Linked DNA regions of Homo sapiens: regions 1 and 2 are each linked to region 3. A link is a loop called in an ENCODE intact Hi-C map of the cell type or tissue named here. Cell type or tissue: MCF 10A. All regions are shown on one strand. Links, peaks and the distances in the headings refer to the core of each region. The heading gives the core; the rest is flanking DNA.

Evidence for each region. Peaks named below come from ENCODE experiments on the same cell type or tissue, not always from the same donor. Only the 100,000 strongest peaks of a DNase experiment are listed, where the experiment ranks them.
Region 1: it touches region 3 in a loop (5-fold over the local background); 5 of 110 quality-filtered maps call a loop at or near these places.
Region 2: it touches region 3 in a loop (21-fold over the local background); 19 of 110 quality-filtered maps call a loop at or near these places.

What each region holds. Positions count from the first base shown.
Region 1 is chr4:92,159,985-92,167,845 of GRCh38, forward strand. No RefSeq gene overlaps it. Among named protein-coding and RNA genes, the nearest start is that of LNCPRESS2, 110 kb to the right of the region's middle. In MCF 10A, for the core only: a CTCF peak has its summit at 3,612 (motif pointing left); no DNase peak of the experiment used is centred there.
Region 2 is chr4:92,386,371-92,388,870 of GRCh38, forward strand. The region is part of intron 1 of GRID2 (glutamate ionotropic receptor delta type subunit 2); the gene reads left to right. Among named protein-coding and RNA genes, the nearest start is that of GRID2, 84 kb to the left of the region's middle. In MCF 10A, for the core only: a CTCF peak has its summit at 1,327 (motif pointing left); no DNase peak of the experiment used is centred there.
Region 3 is chr4:91,108,962-91,116,822 of GRCh38, forward strand. All of the region lies in intron 10 of CCSER1 (coiled-coil serine rich protein 1), which reads left to right. Among named protein-coding and RNA genes, the nearest start is that of CCSER1, 990 kb to the left of the region's middle. In MCF 10A, for the core only: a CTCF peak has its summit at 4,360 (motif pointing right); no DNase peak of the experiment used is centred there.

The sequences.
Region 1 (7,861 bases), core at 2,517-5,016, 1.1 Mb after region 3:
CCTGTGTGACCTAACTCTAGCCATGTTTTATCTGTTGAAAACTCTATCGCTAATCTCTACTCTCTTTAAGAGGGACCATACTGATAATATATCATCCATAAGGTATGTCAGTACATAGAGATATTAGCTTTATTTAGCTACAGAAGTAACTTTGCAAGTACTTTCCTGGTGTTTACACATTGACCCCAGAACTACAAGCAATTATAAATTACTTCATTGCCAATGACATTATGATAATAGTTTATCCAATATGGTAGTCATAGTAATTTTAATTTTAATATAACATCTTAGAGATCAGAAAATATATTATCACCCTTCTTTACCTTTACCATCACCTATGCAGTTTGGATCGTGTAGTAGAAATTGATGACAAGGAAAGTCTTATTTTATGGCTTTCATAAGAAATTGATATGAGATCCACAAGCACAGATTACTGAAAATCACTGAACTATAAAAATGAAATATGGAAATAAATATTTAAAATAAAGATAGCATATTAAATTAAGTTTATGTGCTAAGCAGGTATTTATCATAATTTTTATGATTGATATTAGGTAACAGTCTCTTCCATGTTCATTTAATTTTGGCTAATGAGCTACATTTCCTAAACAATTACAATGTAATGGATGTATATCCTGGTGTTATTATCATGTTAGTGCTATAGAGTTCATAAAAGGTACTATAAAAATGGCACAAAATATACACTAAAATTAATTATGACATGAGTCTTTGTTGTTGTTTTAATTTTCTTTGGAAAATTGACATATTTATTTCAAAAACTTATCTTTCTCATTACTATTGGTAGTGTATTTGAGGTCTATATTACAAAAATATAGACTATCCCATATTATATTTTAATTGTGTCAGAGCTTTGGAATCTATCTATCTATCTATCTATCTATCTATCTATCTATATTAGAGAGACAGAGAGAGAGAGACATATATACTTATATTTTTAACATTTAAGTTTTTGTTTACTCCTTAGGGCATTTCCCAATATTTTCATATAATTTAATATTATGAGAAGCACTATCAATCTTTTGATAATACATTTAACAATTAGGTGATCAAAATCCTATCCTGAGTAACACAGACACTTCATTCATTTCTTTAACAAATACTATGGAGATGTGGCTATGGAGTACTGTAACAAGTAAGGAGATAAACAAAATACTGCACAAAATGTTTTTCATTACAATGGTGGTAAGCACCATAAAGGAAAACTTTCTATTGTTACGATTTGTGGAAAAGGGAACAATACCTGGTTGTATTAGTCTGTTCTCACTCTGCTAATAAAGACATACCTGAGACTGGGTAACTTATAATGAAAAGAGGTTTAACTGACTCACAGTTCCACACAGCTGGGGAGGCCTCACAATCATGGTGGAAGGTGAATGAGGAGCAAAGTCACATCTTACATGGTGGCAGGCAAGAGAGCATGTGTAGGGGAACTCCACTTTATAAAACCATCAGATCTCATGACACTTATTCACTATCATGAGAACAGCATGGGAAAGGCCTGCTCCCCTGATTTGATTACCTCCCACTGTGTCCCTCCCATGACACATGGGAATTATGGGAACTACATTTCAAGATGAGATTTGGGTGGGGACACAGCTGAACCATATCACTGCTTTAGGAGATTGTATGTGAGAAAATGTTCCCTGAGCTTAGTCCTGAAGGATTTACATGCAAGACACTGACAAAAACTGGGGATAAATCATTGCAGGCAGAGGGACTGGCAGGTATACATTTGTATAATATGATGTGACAAAATTTTTATCTTGCAGAAGAAACTGAATTAAGTTCAGGTTGTCTGGAGTATGTTTGTATTGAAGAGAGATTCAAAACAAGATTATAGATGTCATTAGTGAATTCCATTTATCACTCTTATAATACATGTAAAAGATTTTCTACAATATCCAAAAAACATGGGAAGCCACTGAAGGATTTTAAGCAAAAGAGTGACATATTCAGGTTTGTATATTTTAAAGTTATCTCTGGCTGTACTATAAAGAATAGATTTGAGGTGAAAACTGAAGAAGAGAGGAAGCCCTTGCAATAGTTCACATGTGAATTGATGGTGATTACATTAAGAGTTATGGTGGAGATGGAACAAAGAGGAAAAATTAAAGAAATATTTTATAGCTGCCATTTGGTAATCAACATATTCATCTTTGGTCTATAGGATCTTTAAAGACAAGATTCACTGTATGTATTATTTCATTTCTACAAATATTCCAATATTTTTGTTTCTTTCCACTATCTGAAAAGACCATTTATCCAGTCTTTTTATTTTTTTTTAATTATCTTATTTTTCAAGATGGCTGACTAGGAACATTACAAGCCCATTTTCCTCAGAAAGAAGATCAAATTTACCAGTGAATAGTCAAGTTTTAAAAGAAAAATGGTGGGAAGTTAGCCAGGACCTATTGGATCACCCATGGGAAGATGTTGGGGCACATAAAACAAAAACAGCAAGAGTCTGGCTTAGACTCCTGAGGAACTCAGAGCACAGTGAAAAGGATAGATGGGAAGGCTTTTCTGCTCCCCTAAGCCTTCTGGCAATCTGCTAACCACTTGCTGGAGAGCCCTTCTGCCCTCACAACCTGGGGCAACACCATAGGTGGCAAGTAGAGAACTTCCTAAGAACAGAGAACTGGGTGGCCAGCTCACATAGCCATGCCACAACCCTAACACCCAAAATGAGATGGCATGCACCATACTGGTGGTGCACTCATGGTGTCACTCCCCTGTCTGGGTATCCTCTGCTCTTTAACCACTGCACCACCAGAACACCCACAGACATATCCCACAACCCACTCTGACTTTGGCAAGCACAGGGAAATGGCAGGTCCCCAGGGAGTTGTGGGCCCTCTGGAAATCTCACCCTTGGCATGAGCCATTCCTAAGGGAAGAGAGAGTAAAACCCACCCAAACCCTCTTTGATACAAAGGAAATGTGAGCATGGTATAAACCAATGAAGGAGGCAACACTAATGCCTGGCAATGGATGTGGAGAGGCGGTCATCTTTTACCCTCCTTCTGCCCACACACCCCCAATACACTGTTACACATGCAACAGCAGTTCTTCCCATCGAGCCACTGAGTACTCATGGAAAGAAAGAACTTTTCCCACTTTCCTAGAGCCTCCACTCCACTGAAAGTAAACTGGCATCTGCTCACGCTTCCATGAAAAGTGAGGCCCAACTTCCTTTCCCTTCACTGAACAGCAGTGCCCCAGAAACTAAGGAGAGACTGTGGAGTTTCCTGCTCTGGTCTTGGGGAAGAGGTTCTGCTCCAAGCCCTATTCTAGCTATAGTCTTCAGAGAGGTGGATCTGCAGCCCACAGCTGTACTAAGGCCAGGAATCAAAGGAGAAAGCCTTTATAAAAACAGAAGATTGTTAGACTCAAAACAGGTGCATGATAGGGAAATGGATCACATTTCTGCTAACTCAGGTCAAGGAACTGGTGTACCCACTCTTCTCCCAATATTTCAGCACATCCCATCATGATTTCTAGGTGCCAACCTCATTAGGGCAGTTTGTGCCCACTAGGCACCAGGCCACTTGCCCGCTCTTAATGTTAAGTGCCATCTACTGGAGTGTAGTCTGAACTGCATCACTAAACAAAAATATATCACTACATCAAGAAGCATCTGAGAAAGCACCACACAGAACCTATTTGCAACCAAGACACACATACAGAGACTTGGCCCCCTCAAAATAATTGAAACGAAGCCAATGGATCATATACAACATACACCACAGTAAAATCCTCAAGGGGAAAAAGAATTAAAAATTAAAAAGCCCCATCCAAAACAAAGAAAAACAAACAAACAAACAAAAAAATAGAAGCAACAGCTGCTCCCTCAGGTGAGAGCAAATCAGCACAGAAGCTCTGGCAGTACAAAAAACAGTGTTCTGTCACCTCCAAAAATTGCATTAGATCCCTGGCAATAGATCCTAACCACATTGAAATGGCTGAAATGAAAGATAAAGAATTCAAAGTATGTATTGCTGGAAACTCAATGAGATCCAAGATAAAGTTAAAATCCATCACAAAGATAACAATAACATGATCCAGGATTTGAAAGAAGACATCACTATATTAAAAGAATCAAAGAGTGCTTATGGAATTAAAAATGTCACTACAGGAATTTCAAAATACAATTGGAGACTGTATTAGTCCATCTTCACACTGCTGATAAAGACATACCCACAACTGGGCAATTTACAAAAAAAAAAGGGGGGTTATTGGACTTAAAGTTCCGTGTGGCTGGGGAGGCCTCACAATCATAATGGAAGGTGAAAGGCACGTCTTACATGGCAGCAGACAAGAGAATAGAGTTTCTGCAGGGAGACTCACATTTTTAAAACCATCAGATCTCATGAGTCTTATTCACTATCACGAGAACAACAAGGGAAAGACCTGCCCCCATGATTCAGTTACCTTACTGGGTCCCTCCCACAACACATGGAAACTAAAGATGAGATTTGGGTGGGGACACAGCCAAACCATATCAAAATCCTTAGTAATAGACTAGATCAAGCATAAGAAAAAATTTCAGAGCTCAAAAATCAGTCTTTTTGAATCAACCAAACCAGACAAAAATAAAGGAAAAAGATTTTTTAATGAAAACTTTTGAGAATTAGAAAATAATGTAAAGCCACTAAACATATAATTTATTGGCATTTCTGAAAGAGAAGATGAAGATGAAAAAGTAAGCAACTTGGAAAAGGGATTTCAGAGTATAATCCAGGAATTGCTAAAAACGTTGACATGCAGCAGATACAAAAAAAAATCCAGAGCACTTCAGTGAGACAATGCACATGACAACCTTCCCCAAGGCACATAGTCATTAGACTATCCTAGGTCAATGTGAAAGAAAAAATCTTAAAGACAGATAGAGAAAATGGCAAAATTACCTATAAAGGGAATTCCATAAGACTAATAGCAGACTTCTCAGCAGATACCATACAAGCCAAAAAAGATTGGGGACCTATTTTTAGCCTTCATTATGAAACAAAATGCCAAACGAGAACTTAGTATCCTTTTAAACTGAGCTTCAGACATAAAGTCTTCCTCAGAAGAGTAAATGTTAAGAGAATTCGTCACCACCAGGCTGAACCTACAAAAAAAAAGCTCAGTGGAATTCTAAACAAAAAACAAAATGATGATACTTGCTACCACAAAGGCACACATAAGTACAAAGTCCACAGACCCTATAAAGCAAATATACTACTGAGATTACAAAGCAACTAGCTATCAACCATATGAGAGGAAGGAAACCTCACATATCAATATTAGCCTTTACCATAAATGGTGTAAATGCTCCACGTAAAAGCCAGCATGGCAAATTGGATAAAATAAATGATCTTCTGCTGTCTTCAAGAAACCCATCTCACATGTGATAACAATCATAGACTCAAACTAAAGAGATGGAGAAAGATCTATCATGCAAACCGAAAACAAACAAAAGGCAAGGTTGCTATTGTTATATTACATAAAACTTACTTTAAACCAACAATAGTGAAAACGTACAAAAAAGGGCATTATAAAATTCAACAAGAAGATATAATCATTATATATATATATATATATGCACCCAACATCAAAGCATCCTAATTTATGAAACAATTACTATTAGTCCTAAGAAAAGAGATAGAAAGCTACACAACAATTATGGGGATTTTAACACCCCAGTGATAATGTTAGAGAGACCATTGATGTAGAAAACTGACACAGAAATTGTAGACTTAAGTGGAACACTTGACCAAATGGATTTAATGGACAGCTACAGCATACTCCACCCAACAACTACAGAATATACATTCTTCTCATCCACATATGGAACATTCTCTAGGACTGACTACATGCTTGGCCATAAAGCAAGTCTCAATAAATTCAGAAAGTCAAAATTATACCAACCATCCTCTTTGAACACAGTGGAGTAAAATTAGAACTCAATACCAAGAGGAATTCTCAAAACCACACAAATACATGGAAACTAAACAACTTGGTCCTGAACGACTTTTGAATACACAAGGAAATTAAGGCAGAAATAAAAAAAAATATTTGAAACAAATGAAAATAGAGAAACAACATGCCTAAAACTCCGAGATTCAGCAAGAGTAATGGTTAAGAGGAAAGTTTAGAGCACTATATGCCTACATCAAGAAAATAGAAAGATTTCAAATTAACAACCTAAAGTCACACTTAAGGGAAATAGAAAAACAAGAACAAAGTAGACCCAAAGCTAGCAGAAGAAAATAAATAACTAAAATTAGAGCAGAACTAAATAAAATTGAGACCAAAGAATGAACTTAAACAAAGGATCAACAAAATAAGAAGTTAGCTTTTGAAAGGGTAAACAGGACTGATAGACTACTAGTTAGATTAACAAAGAAAATAAAGAGAAGACCCAAATAAGCACCATCAAAAATGACAAAGGGACGTTAACAACTGATCTCACAGAAATACAAAAATCCTCAGAGATTACTACGAAGATCTCTATGTGAACACACAAAAAAACCTGTAGGATATGGATAAATTCTTGGAAACACACAAACCTCTCTTCATTGAACCAAAAAGAAACTGAAACCCTGAACAGACCAATAGTAAATTATAAAATTAAATTGGCAACAAAAAACTAACCAACCAAAAACACTTCTGGACCAGTTAGATTTACAGCTGAATTCTACCAGATGTACAAAGAGAGCTGGTATCAATCTTACTGAAATTATTACCCCAAAATTGAGGAGACGTGTTTCTTCCTAACTCATTCTATAAAACTTGAATCATCTTATACCGAAATTCGGCAAAAACACAAGAAAACTGCAGGCCGTTATCCCTGGTAAACATAGGCACAAAAATCCTCAACAAAAGGACTAGCAAAATGAATACAGTAGCATATCAAAAAGATATTTTACCATGACCAAGTGGGCTTTAGTCCTGGGATGCAAGGATGGTTAAATTTCAGCATATCAATAAACATGATCCACCACGTAAACAGAATTAAAAGCAAAAACCATGTGATAATCTCAATGGAAGCAAAAAAGGCATTCAATAAAATCCAATATCCCTTCATGATAAAAACCTTCAAGAAAGTAGGTGTCAAGGGAGCATACTTCAAAATAATAACAGCCATTTATGACAAACTCACAGCAAACATCATATTGAACTGACAAAACTTGAAAACATTTTCCCAAAGAACTGGACAAAAACAAGGACATCTACTCTCACCACTTCTATTCAATATAGTATGGTAGTTACTTGCCAGAGCAATCAGACAAGAGAAAGAAATAAAAGGCATCCAAATAGGAAAGAGGACATTAAATTATCTCTATTTGCTTACAGTATGATTCTATACCTAGAAAACTCTAAACCTCCCTCCAAAAGACTCCTAGATCTGATAAACTACTTTAGTGAAGTTTCAGGATACAAAATCAGCATACAGAAATAACTAGCATTTCTATACATCAATACAGTTCAAGCTGAGAACCAAATAAAGGGTGCAATCCTACTTGCAATAGCCATCAAAAAAAAAAAATACCTAGGAATACATCTAACCAAGGAGGTGAAAGAGCTCTACAAGGAGAATTACAAAACACTGCTGAAATAAATTATTTATGACACAAACAAATGGAAAAACATTCCATGCTCATGGATTGGAAGAAGCAATATTGTTTAAATGCCCACACTACCCAAAGCAACGTGCAGATTCAATGCAATTCCCATAAAATTACTAACATAATTTTTCACAGAATTAGTCAAATTAATTGTAAAATCCATATGGGACCAAAAACATGTCCAATAGTCAAGGCAAAGCAAAGGGAGCAAAGGAGCAGGCTTCACACTA
Region 2 (2,500 bases), core at 1-2,500, 1.3 Mb after region 3:
AACTAGGGCTGTGCTATTAATTTTAAAGTCCTAATGTATGGCTGTTAAAAATTAAGCTGTCAACATTCTCCATTTCCAGCAGTAGCACAGTAATGACAAAGACATATTATGGAAATAAATAGTAATTAATTTTAATAAGTAGCATTGTACTTACAGCATTGTCAACAGGAAAAATAAAAAATCTTTTATGGAGAAAATAAAGTTGTAACATCAAAAAATATGAAAAAGCAGAATATATTTATGATTAAATTAAGGCAATTTTAGAAATTAAAACTCTCATTTAGCAATATTTGATAAAGACATCTGTATTGCTTCTGAATAAGATATGTATTAAAATTATTCATAAGACAATATGGATTAAAAACAAACTTCTGGCTTCATGATACTTATTTATTGAGTAATTTGCAATTAATACAAAATATTTTTACTTTCTAGGGACAAGAGAAGAAAAACAGGCAATGCTATGGAGGATTAGAAAGCTGATTAACTTGAGATACATAGCCTCATGTTTATAAATTTGACAGAAAAAATGATTCACATTCTATATATCAGTCATTAATTTGGTACTGATGATAATGTGCAATGTATAATACATATCTGTGTTTACTCTGTTTCTTGATTGCATATGTAATGTGCTGAACAAAACCTAACAGAAAAGACGTTTTTGGTCAAATATATCAAATTAAAAGCACACTATTGATGGTCCGAAGCTGTTTAAACAGTTAATAGAATTATCTGTTGATTTCACCTGATTTCAATTATACTAATGTAATTCATGTAAAACCTTATATACTCAAAAAGTAAGGAATTTCCCATGGTTTTAAGAACATCTTAACTCTAGAAACACAGAAAAGGCAGAGAAAAAAAAAGATTTGGAGTTGTTATCTAGAAAAATTTCAGTGGTAAATTCTGATATTTTTCTTCTTCCTTACATGACTGAATTATTTCACATACTTTTTATTGTGTCTAAGAGATGTTTTGAAAACCAAAATAACAAACAGCATCTATGCATAAAATAAGAGCCAGCAAGTTGTGTGGAGAATGTGAGGTACTCTGCAAAGTGTATTTTTATAAGCCCTGATTTTGCTTTCCAATATGCTCCTTAATGACCAACAAAGAGGGATATTTCTTGAGGATGACTTCCCTTGACCTTTCCTATTTGTCTAGAGTATTTGACCAGGATAGATGGGAGACTATGCTGTGCAGTGGTAACTGTACCCAGGAGCAGGAACATGAGTAAGAATGTACTTGATGGAGACAAGGGAGGAAGGAAGTGTAAGTGGCTCTGGAAAGCTCCCTCTGGTGGAGAATGTCTTAATAATAATTCAGAAGCCATTACTAGAACAAGGAGATGATAGATTACCTATTTAAAGGACTTTCTCAATGTAGAAGGGGCCTTCCTAAAATTTCTTGTTATCTGTTTTAAAGTCTGTGGTAGAAATAAAAATTCCATTCCCTAATTCAAAAATTCAGCATTCTTCCATTGCCAGCCAAATTAGCTAAAGTTCAAACATAAAAAGAATCAAAGATCTTTGGGTTCCATATTTTCCTTATTCCCTTCCAAGTCTAGCTGGATTTCAGAGATACATTTATTACTGTAAAACAAATGCTCAATAATAGAATAACAGAAGACAACAAATCTTCCAACATTTTGTTTGATTTCTAAAATTTTTGTTACCGTTGTTGGACATAATATTTTACATTTCCTACCAGCACTGCCTGCTGCTTAAAAAGGTTGTTTGCTCATCTTCTGCTAGAGAACTCTAAAAGGGGTCAATTTTTCTCCGAAATCATTCTGCCAAGGGCAGTCGTTGATATTGCTGTCAGAAGAAAGAAAAAGACAATCTTATGTAGGTGGAGGGGTTTTAACCTTTTTAGGTCATTGGCTGTTTTAAAAATCAGAAAAAAGCTTTGGATTCTCTGGCTCAGCTATATACTCATAATATTTTGCATGCAGTTGCAGTATTTTCCTGAAGTCACAATAGTATTCCCAATACCACGGTTACAATAGTATCCCTGGCTCTCTCTCTGGTGAGCTACCACCTCATTTACCTTCCCACTGCCTCCTACACCTTGCCATGACTAGATCTTCTGAAGGTTAATGTAATTCCTCACCCCGAGGAAGGTTGAAAGTACAGTCTACATAATCATGCCCCACAACGGCTATCTTTAGCATTAAACACCCTGGCTCTAAGACTCTCATCTTTTATCACAGGAATTCTGCATTGTTTTCCGAGACTGGTTCCTACTAAGAAATTCCAGGTTATGGTACTCCAGTAATGAACACTAAATATTGAGAACTCCCTACTTCCGTAGCATTCATTTCTCACACCGCCAGTTAATCAGTTCCTGAATCCTTGCCTTCTATGATTGTGTTTGTGTATATATATGAAATAGACTTGACCCTCAGTCCTAATATCAGAGTTGAATCCCTGTTACAATTTTTTTGTTGATAAATAATATTATCTAATCACAATGACTACTGTAAGTATACAATTGG
Region 3 (7,861 bases), core at 3,319-5,818:
ACTCAGATAGAATGAAAAGGCAGAAGAAAGGCAGATTTGCTTTCTCTGTTCCGGAGCTGGGGCACCCTTCTTCTCTTGCCTTGGACATCAGAACTCCAGATTCTCTGGCCCTTGGACTCTGACTTGTAGCAACACCCCCACCCCATTCTTAGGCATTTAGCCTTGGACTGAGAGTTACAGCATCCATTTCCCTAGTCCTGAGGCCTTTGGACTAGGACTGAGCCATACTATTGGCTTCCCTTATTCTCCAGGTCACAGACAGACTAGCAAGGGTCTTCTCAAGCTCGATGATTTCTTCAGCTAGTTCCCCTAATATATCCCCTCTCATCTATCTATCTATTGATTGATGTATCAATCTATCATGTATCTACCTACCTACCTTTCTACCTACCCACCACCTTATCTAACCTGTCTCCTAAATGTTCTATCTCTCCAGAGAAACCTAACTAATACAGTAACTTATTAGCCCTAGTATATTTTCTGGAAGCAAAGGTCCCAAAGATTATTGAGGGTAGGTAGTCCTAAGTTAAAAAAAAAAAGTGTCAAAAGTGTAGAGAGATCAAAAGCATTAAGTAAAGCAAATTATCTTCCAATTTTGCCTTGAAAAGAATATGACTTTTTTAATGAATGACTTTTGATGGAATAAAACAGGTGATAGTCATGTTGAAAATAATAGTTCAAGAGTTGGCAACAAGAAAATGAATGTGAAAAGTGTATTTAAGAATATGGCAAATAAAGGAATTTAAAACAACTAGATGCTACCTGGAGAATATAGTAACTTCAATATTCATTTCAGAGTAATTCATAAATGTTTTAATGTAGAACTCCAGTCAAATAAAACTGCTAAGATTTAGGCATTAATGGAGCCCATGGTTTCACAAAGGGTCATAAAATAATTTATTAGAATTTTGTATATGTTGTATTGTTTTTCAGACAAAGACATCTATGACACAAAAATTCATTAAATTATCTCAAAACCAAAGAATGATTATATAATAGAAGGCAGGATAGTATATTAAACTTTTTATATAGCACGTATTTTGGAGCTTCTTATACAAGTTCTGCCCTTTGCTTAGATTAAAACTAAGCAAATTAAAGAAATTTAGCAATTTTAACTCATCTACCTGTTATCTGACACCATTGCCAAACCATATCATCAGTGTTGTCCTATGCTTGGTTATGTAAAAACTTAGTGAAATGTAGATTTACTTTATATTCTAGAAAAATGGAATTTAAAAAAAAATTAACACATTTGTTGAGACACATGGAGTCAGTGAGCAATGTGATGTTGAACAAGTTGCCTATCTTTTCATATTTCAGTTGTTTCTTCACTAGGAAAAAAATAAACTTAGTGCTTGCTCCTTATAGGATTGTTATGAATAGATAAAATAAAATTGCCTATAAAAATGATGACCTCAATATCTGGTACCAATAAAAATACTCACTAGGAAAGTTTTAAATACTGTTGTTTCTGTTACTTCACTTTGAATTAATAAGACAGTAGACATTCTACTCACTAAGTGTAAAGCCACTTACTCAACACCACATCCCACACTGAATAGTGGCCTATTCACGGAGAAACTTCTCAGGAATTACTAGTTGCAAAAATAGTACTTGACACTTATTTCTGTAATATTGTGCTTATCACATTGTACTGTGACTTTTTGTTTATCTCTGTCAGTCTGTCAAATAGACTATGAGTTCCTAGAGAACAATGTTTTATTCAACTTATATTCATAAAACCTAGTATGGCTTCTAATATGTAGTAAGTACCCAATAAATGTTTGTTGAGTTGAATGTTGTTTCTTCTTTAAGATCATTAAGAGTTGGGTTTACAGCAAATGATACTGGTTTCTTTCTGCATACATAGATCATTCATTCTTCTTTTTTTTCCTTTTGCCTTTCATATATTATATTTTGGGGTCATTTAGAAATAAATAGAGCAGTAAAAGTTGGTAAGTATATTTAATTTAATTTCTTCCCATAATATCCTACTTAAATATATAGATGATGATAATAGTTGGCACTTCTTAGGTGTATTTGAGTTATTAAAATTAAAATTTGATATAGTGAGAAAAATAAGTATATAGCCTGATTTTATGGGAACCATTTTTAAATGTGGTTGAATTTTTTTTAATTTGACAAGTTTCATAATTTTAAAGCTGGTGATTCAAGTGAATTTTAAAGCATGTTTATGCTGTTGCATTATGGGGCAAACTCAGCTGGTTAAATTACCCGTTATCCTTTGTCAAAATTAAATTATACAAGGTCTGCAGACACTCATCACTTTTATCTAATGTGACCACCTTGAACTGTAATTCCCTTTTGAATAAATAAGGCTGATTCAGGTGGAAAGAAGATTAACTGATTGCCTGAAGTTATGTAATGCATGTGGATTTAGTACATAGGTTTTAAAATGACATTGTTAAATGGTATTTAAACTAATGTGTAATAATTAAGGAAGGACACTCTTTAAAATGACACAAAAGTGATATATGAATATGAGGACCAAGAAACTGTGCATTGGCATATAGAAAATATTAGTCATTGGACAATACAATTAATTGATAGAACAAGTATTTTTCATAATTTCTGCTAACATAGGAGGTGACATAAAAGGGAGTAATTTGAATTTTAAAAATAAAATAAAGATTGTATATATTTTAGGAGGTCATAAATTTGTAGGTATTAAGTAGCATGAATAACTCTTCTTTTCCATCCTGAAAACTCTACCAATGTAGAGTTAATACTCTATAATTCATGAGGTAGTCTGTAATAATAAAACATTAAACCAACTGGGCTCTTTTCCCGGGAATCACTGAAGCAAGAAATACTGTATCAGGAGAAAGGAAAAGAGAAAAAGAGAGAAAGAAGAAGACAATAAAACAGAAAAAAAAAAAAAAGGAAAGAAAACTAGATGGCCAAATTTAATAGGGTAAATGGAAAAGCTGTCCATTTTATATGCAGTCAAATAAAATTTTCTTTCTAACCTTGGAAGGGCTACTCTTAAAGCATAAACCAGTTTTATGTTATGAAAGGACATTCAAATATGCCTTATTTCATGTAACTGTGGGGAAAGCACTTTATAGCTCTGCCTTTAAACCTTAAAGTCAGCTTTAACGTGTTTCTAAAAGTTATATTCCGGTATTGCTGAGATATTCCTATCACAAAGCTATTTCCAAAGCCATGTTTGTGGTCTAAGCATGTATCTGTAACTTACTAAGAGATCGTCCTGAAAAATTGAGGACAAGTCCAGTTTTTATTTTTGCTCATTGAATAATGACGTTTCCTAAAGATCTTTGTCTTGTAGGCCTTCCTTTTTTGACACTTTTTTTTCTTTTTCTGAGTAATCTCATACCTTAAGTGATTATAAAGTTTGACTGTGTTCTGACGGTTCTTAAGTTTTTATCTAATACAGCTTTATCTCCAGACCTATGTATTTATTTACTTGTTGGATATTTTGACCTAACTATTCTGTAAGTTTTAAAAATTTGTACAGAGACAGTGAATTGATAATCTTTATTATCTTTGTTCTTTCCTCCTTCATACACAAGTTCTTTCTGCTTAGTTTTCTATTTCATTTAATGTATTACTACTTAAGGGTCACTCATTGCAGAAAACATTGAATCAACCATACTTCTTTCTCTCTTATACTCCCTGTTCTCAAGGTCATTATGCAGTCTCTACTTCAATCTCAGTTTTATTTCTTCCTGTTTATCTCAATTCGTGTTGAATGAGTTTGTGTCTTCATCATCTCTGAAGGAAATTATGATCATAACTTCTTAATTGTTTCTCCATCCTCTGTCCTCTTCCATCTTCAGCCTCTCTTCTATATTGTTATTGGAATATAATTACAAGACATTTTCATGGAAGAATATTACTACCTTCCCATCACACAAAGATAAGGGCTAAACTTCATCAACTGAGACTTTAGCAAAGAGGCCTTAACTTACCATTTTAGAAATATCCAAATTTTCTCATCTCTTCTTCAGCTAAGACGTAATGAGGGAATTTTAGTTTTTCTTTAAGACCCAGTACAAATGGCATCTCATTCAGCAGAAGAAGTTACCTATTCTGTGGCATATTTGCACTTGTTATAGCTGCGGCTATAGAAATTATTACATTTTTAAATATTAATTGCCTTACATGTGTCTGTTTTACTAAATCAAGAGATCTTCTAGGGTAGGGATTGTGTCTTTTATATCTTTACAATCTTCAGAACCTGATTTAAGAGACTTAAGTACAGGAAGTGTTTATTAAACATTTGTTGATACAACAAACGCATGACATTGTGTTGGGAGGCTCTGAGTTGCAAGGGAGACCTTCTTGAGATTTGCAGGAATTACCACTAGATGTCACTAGCACATTTCTGATAGCAATTTCTCAATCAAGAACAACTAACCTTTACTGAGGACCTACTGTGTGCCAAGACTTTTTAAATAATTCTGCAAAGCAGGTATTATCATCACAAATCCACCCTGGAGACTTACGTTTTGAGTGATTAGTAGGTCATACAGCTAGTATGATGTAGAGGTGGGATTTAAATTTCTGCCATCAAGCCCGTGGTTTTCCCACAATCCAAGCTACATTCTGTTTCTTTTGTGATAACTGAGCCTCTGGCCTCCGTATGATAAATAGCATATGCTACCTTTCCCAATGGATTAAATCTTTATTGACAAAATAAGCTATTATTGAGCTATCTAGGCACTCACACATACCCTTTGAGTTAAGAGTCAGTGACTTTGTTTCTATAAGCTTTTACTAAACATAAAGCAATTTATCATTCATAGAAATCTTTTAAACATATAAATATAGATTTTGAAAAGGAGCAGATAGATTTTTATTCTCAGTTATTTATGTTTTTTGCAATTTAGCATTTGATATCTACATTTTTTTTTTTTTCTTTTTTGATACGGAGTCTCGCTCTGTCGCTCAGGCTGGAGTGCAGTGGCGCGATCTCGGCTCACTGCAAGCTCCGCCTCCTGAGTTCACGCCGTTCTCCTGCCTCAGCCTCCCGAGTAGTTGGGACCACAGGCGCCCACTACCACGCCCGGCTAATTTTTTGTATTTTTAGTAGAGACGGGGTTTCATCGTGTTAGCCAGGATGGTCTCGATCTCCTGACCTCGTGATCCGCCCGTCTCGGCCTCCCGAAGTGCTGGGATTACAGGCTTGAGCCACCATGCCCAGCCAATAGCTACTATTAAGATAGAGTTGTTAATTAGTGATGGACATATCCATGAAATACAGACACTACCTCCAAGCAGCTTATAAGCTTATGATGTTTCCTTGATTCAAAGTCAAGAAACATCATAATACTCTTACTGTAGGGTGTATTTACTCTGAGACTTTGGAATCCAAAGAGCATCTATAGATACCAATTATGTTGATAATGTGACTTCCATTATCAACACTTGGATCTTAAACACTTAGAAGCACATTCCTAAGTATGCTAAAGGCCCACTATGTTCCTGCCTGCTCAGTCAAGATGTCATCGTATTTTTAGACCTAACTCTGCTTTTGGAGAGTCCCAATAAAGACCCAGAACTTGAGGAGAGGTATCACTGTAGAAACCCTTTCTAATCAGAAGAAAACACTGTCAGAAAGAATGATGAGAGGGTGCTTAGGCCTGAATGCGTGCATTTGAATGGACCTCATCCTGCTTCCTGCTCTTTGCAGTTGGTGGCACAAAAGCAGTTAGCAATTATACAAATGAAAGAAAGATGAGAGGGAGGGAGACGGCTCCCGCTTCTCCTTATATTTTACAGCTTCTCTTCAGTTTAGTCAATTTCAGTATCTCATCAGACTAACCTTTCTGCCAAACTCATTGGTTGTTAGTATTTTTGCTTCTGTTATTGTTAATTATTAAAAGGAGTTAAATCTCATTAACTGATTTAAAATTGTACACTTATATACAACATGATAATTTTCTCCACAGATTTTAAAATGTAAGAAATTAATGTAGTCATGGAAACAGTTTATCTCCTTCTCTTAATATTTTATACATGCCGTGAGTTTTTATTTTATGGGAAATTAAATTATATAAATTGGAAAGTTAGCAAAATAAAAGAATAATATATTTCCAGTTTATTTCAAAAATTAGAAATAGTTTTAACTTCTAATATTAAATATGTATAAATAATAGCATAATGTCAAAGTTGAAGGGCCAATTGAATAATAAATTATGTTATTTCTACAAAGGGATGTCTTTTTAGAAAGTAAGTGAAAATAGTTACCAACTTTGTCAATATTTGCATTGAATTATGAGTTTTCAACTAAGTGAGATCATTAGCAATACATTTCTCAAATAAAATGTACCCAGTTTGTACTCCTGTCTTATCAGAAAAGAACATCAAATCTTTTTTTCTTTCTTTTTTTTCTTTTTGAGATGGAGTCTTGCTCTGTTGCCCAGGCTGGAGTGCAGTGGCCTGATCTCGGCTCACCGCAACCTCCATCTCCCACATTCAAGAGATTTTCCTGCCTCAGACTACCAAGTGGTTGGGACTACAGGTGTGCGCCACCATGCCCGGCTAATTTTTGTATTTTTAGTAGAGATGGAGTTTCACTATGTTGGCCAGGCTGGTCTCCAACTCCTGACCTCGTGATCTGCCCGCCTTGGTCAACTCTTTTTTTATACTGATAAAGACTAGAGAAATGTTCTCTGTTATGTACGCCTTCCATCTTTTGCTTTCTACTTTTGCCTGGCTCAGGGTACATACTAAAAAAAATTTCAATGGAATGTTGAATGCATGAGTAAATAAGTTGGATATATAACGAAAGTTGGAGAAAGATTTGGTAATCACTCAGTGGCTTCCTCCTCTTGCTCCCTGCCTATCCTAGCTTTTTCTTTTTTTTTTTTTTTTTTTCAAATTTCCATTCTTTTATATATATATATATATATTTTTTTTTATTATACTTTAAGTTCTAGGGTACATGTGCACAAAGTGCAGGCTTATTACATATGTATACATGTGCCATCTTGGTGTGCTGCAGCCATTAACTTGTCATTTACATTAGGTATATCTCCTAATGCTATCCCTCCCCCCTGTCCCCACCCCACAACAGGCCCTGGTGTGTGATGTTCTCCTTCCTGTGTCCAAGTGTTCTCATTGTTCAGTTCCCACCTATGAGTGAGAATATGCAGTGTTTGGTTTTTTGCCCTTGCGACAGTTTGCTGAGAATGATTCACAATAGCAAAGACTTGGAACCAACCCAAATGTTCAACAATGATAGACTGGATTAAGAAAATGTGGCACATACACACCATGGAATACTATGCAGCCATAAAAAATGACGAGTTCATGTCCTTTGTAGGGACATGGATGAAGCTGGAAATCCCTGGCTTTTTCTAGTGAGAAACCACCATGGAAAATCCAGGAACTCACAGTGTGCCGCTTGCAAGCTCTGATTTAGTAAAAGAGTAACAGGAGAGCCTAGTGATGAGAGGGCATGCTCTTTGGAACCAGAATGCCCGCGAACAAATCCCTGCTAGGTAATTTACTAGCTCTTGTAATAACAACAGCAAAGAATTAGAAACAGTAATGAGCCTCAGTTTTCTCCTCCTTAAAATGGGAGACAGTTGTGGTATCTACTTCATAGAGTTATTATGAGAATTAAATGGGCCAAAATATGCAAAGCCATTAGAACATACATAACATTTTGTAAATGCTTTGGAGATGGTGGTTGTTGTTGCTGCTGGTGGTGGTGCTACTGCTGTTTTTGTTGTTAAAGAAAATTGCAGTTTAGGAAGGATAGGAATAAACTATCTAACAGGCTGCCTTGTTTGGTCTCCAAGTGATAAACAAAAAACAGGGATCATTTTTTTTACTTCAACCTGCATGAAGAATTAGTTTTACCGAGTGG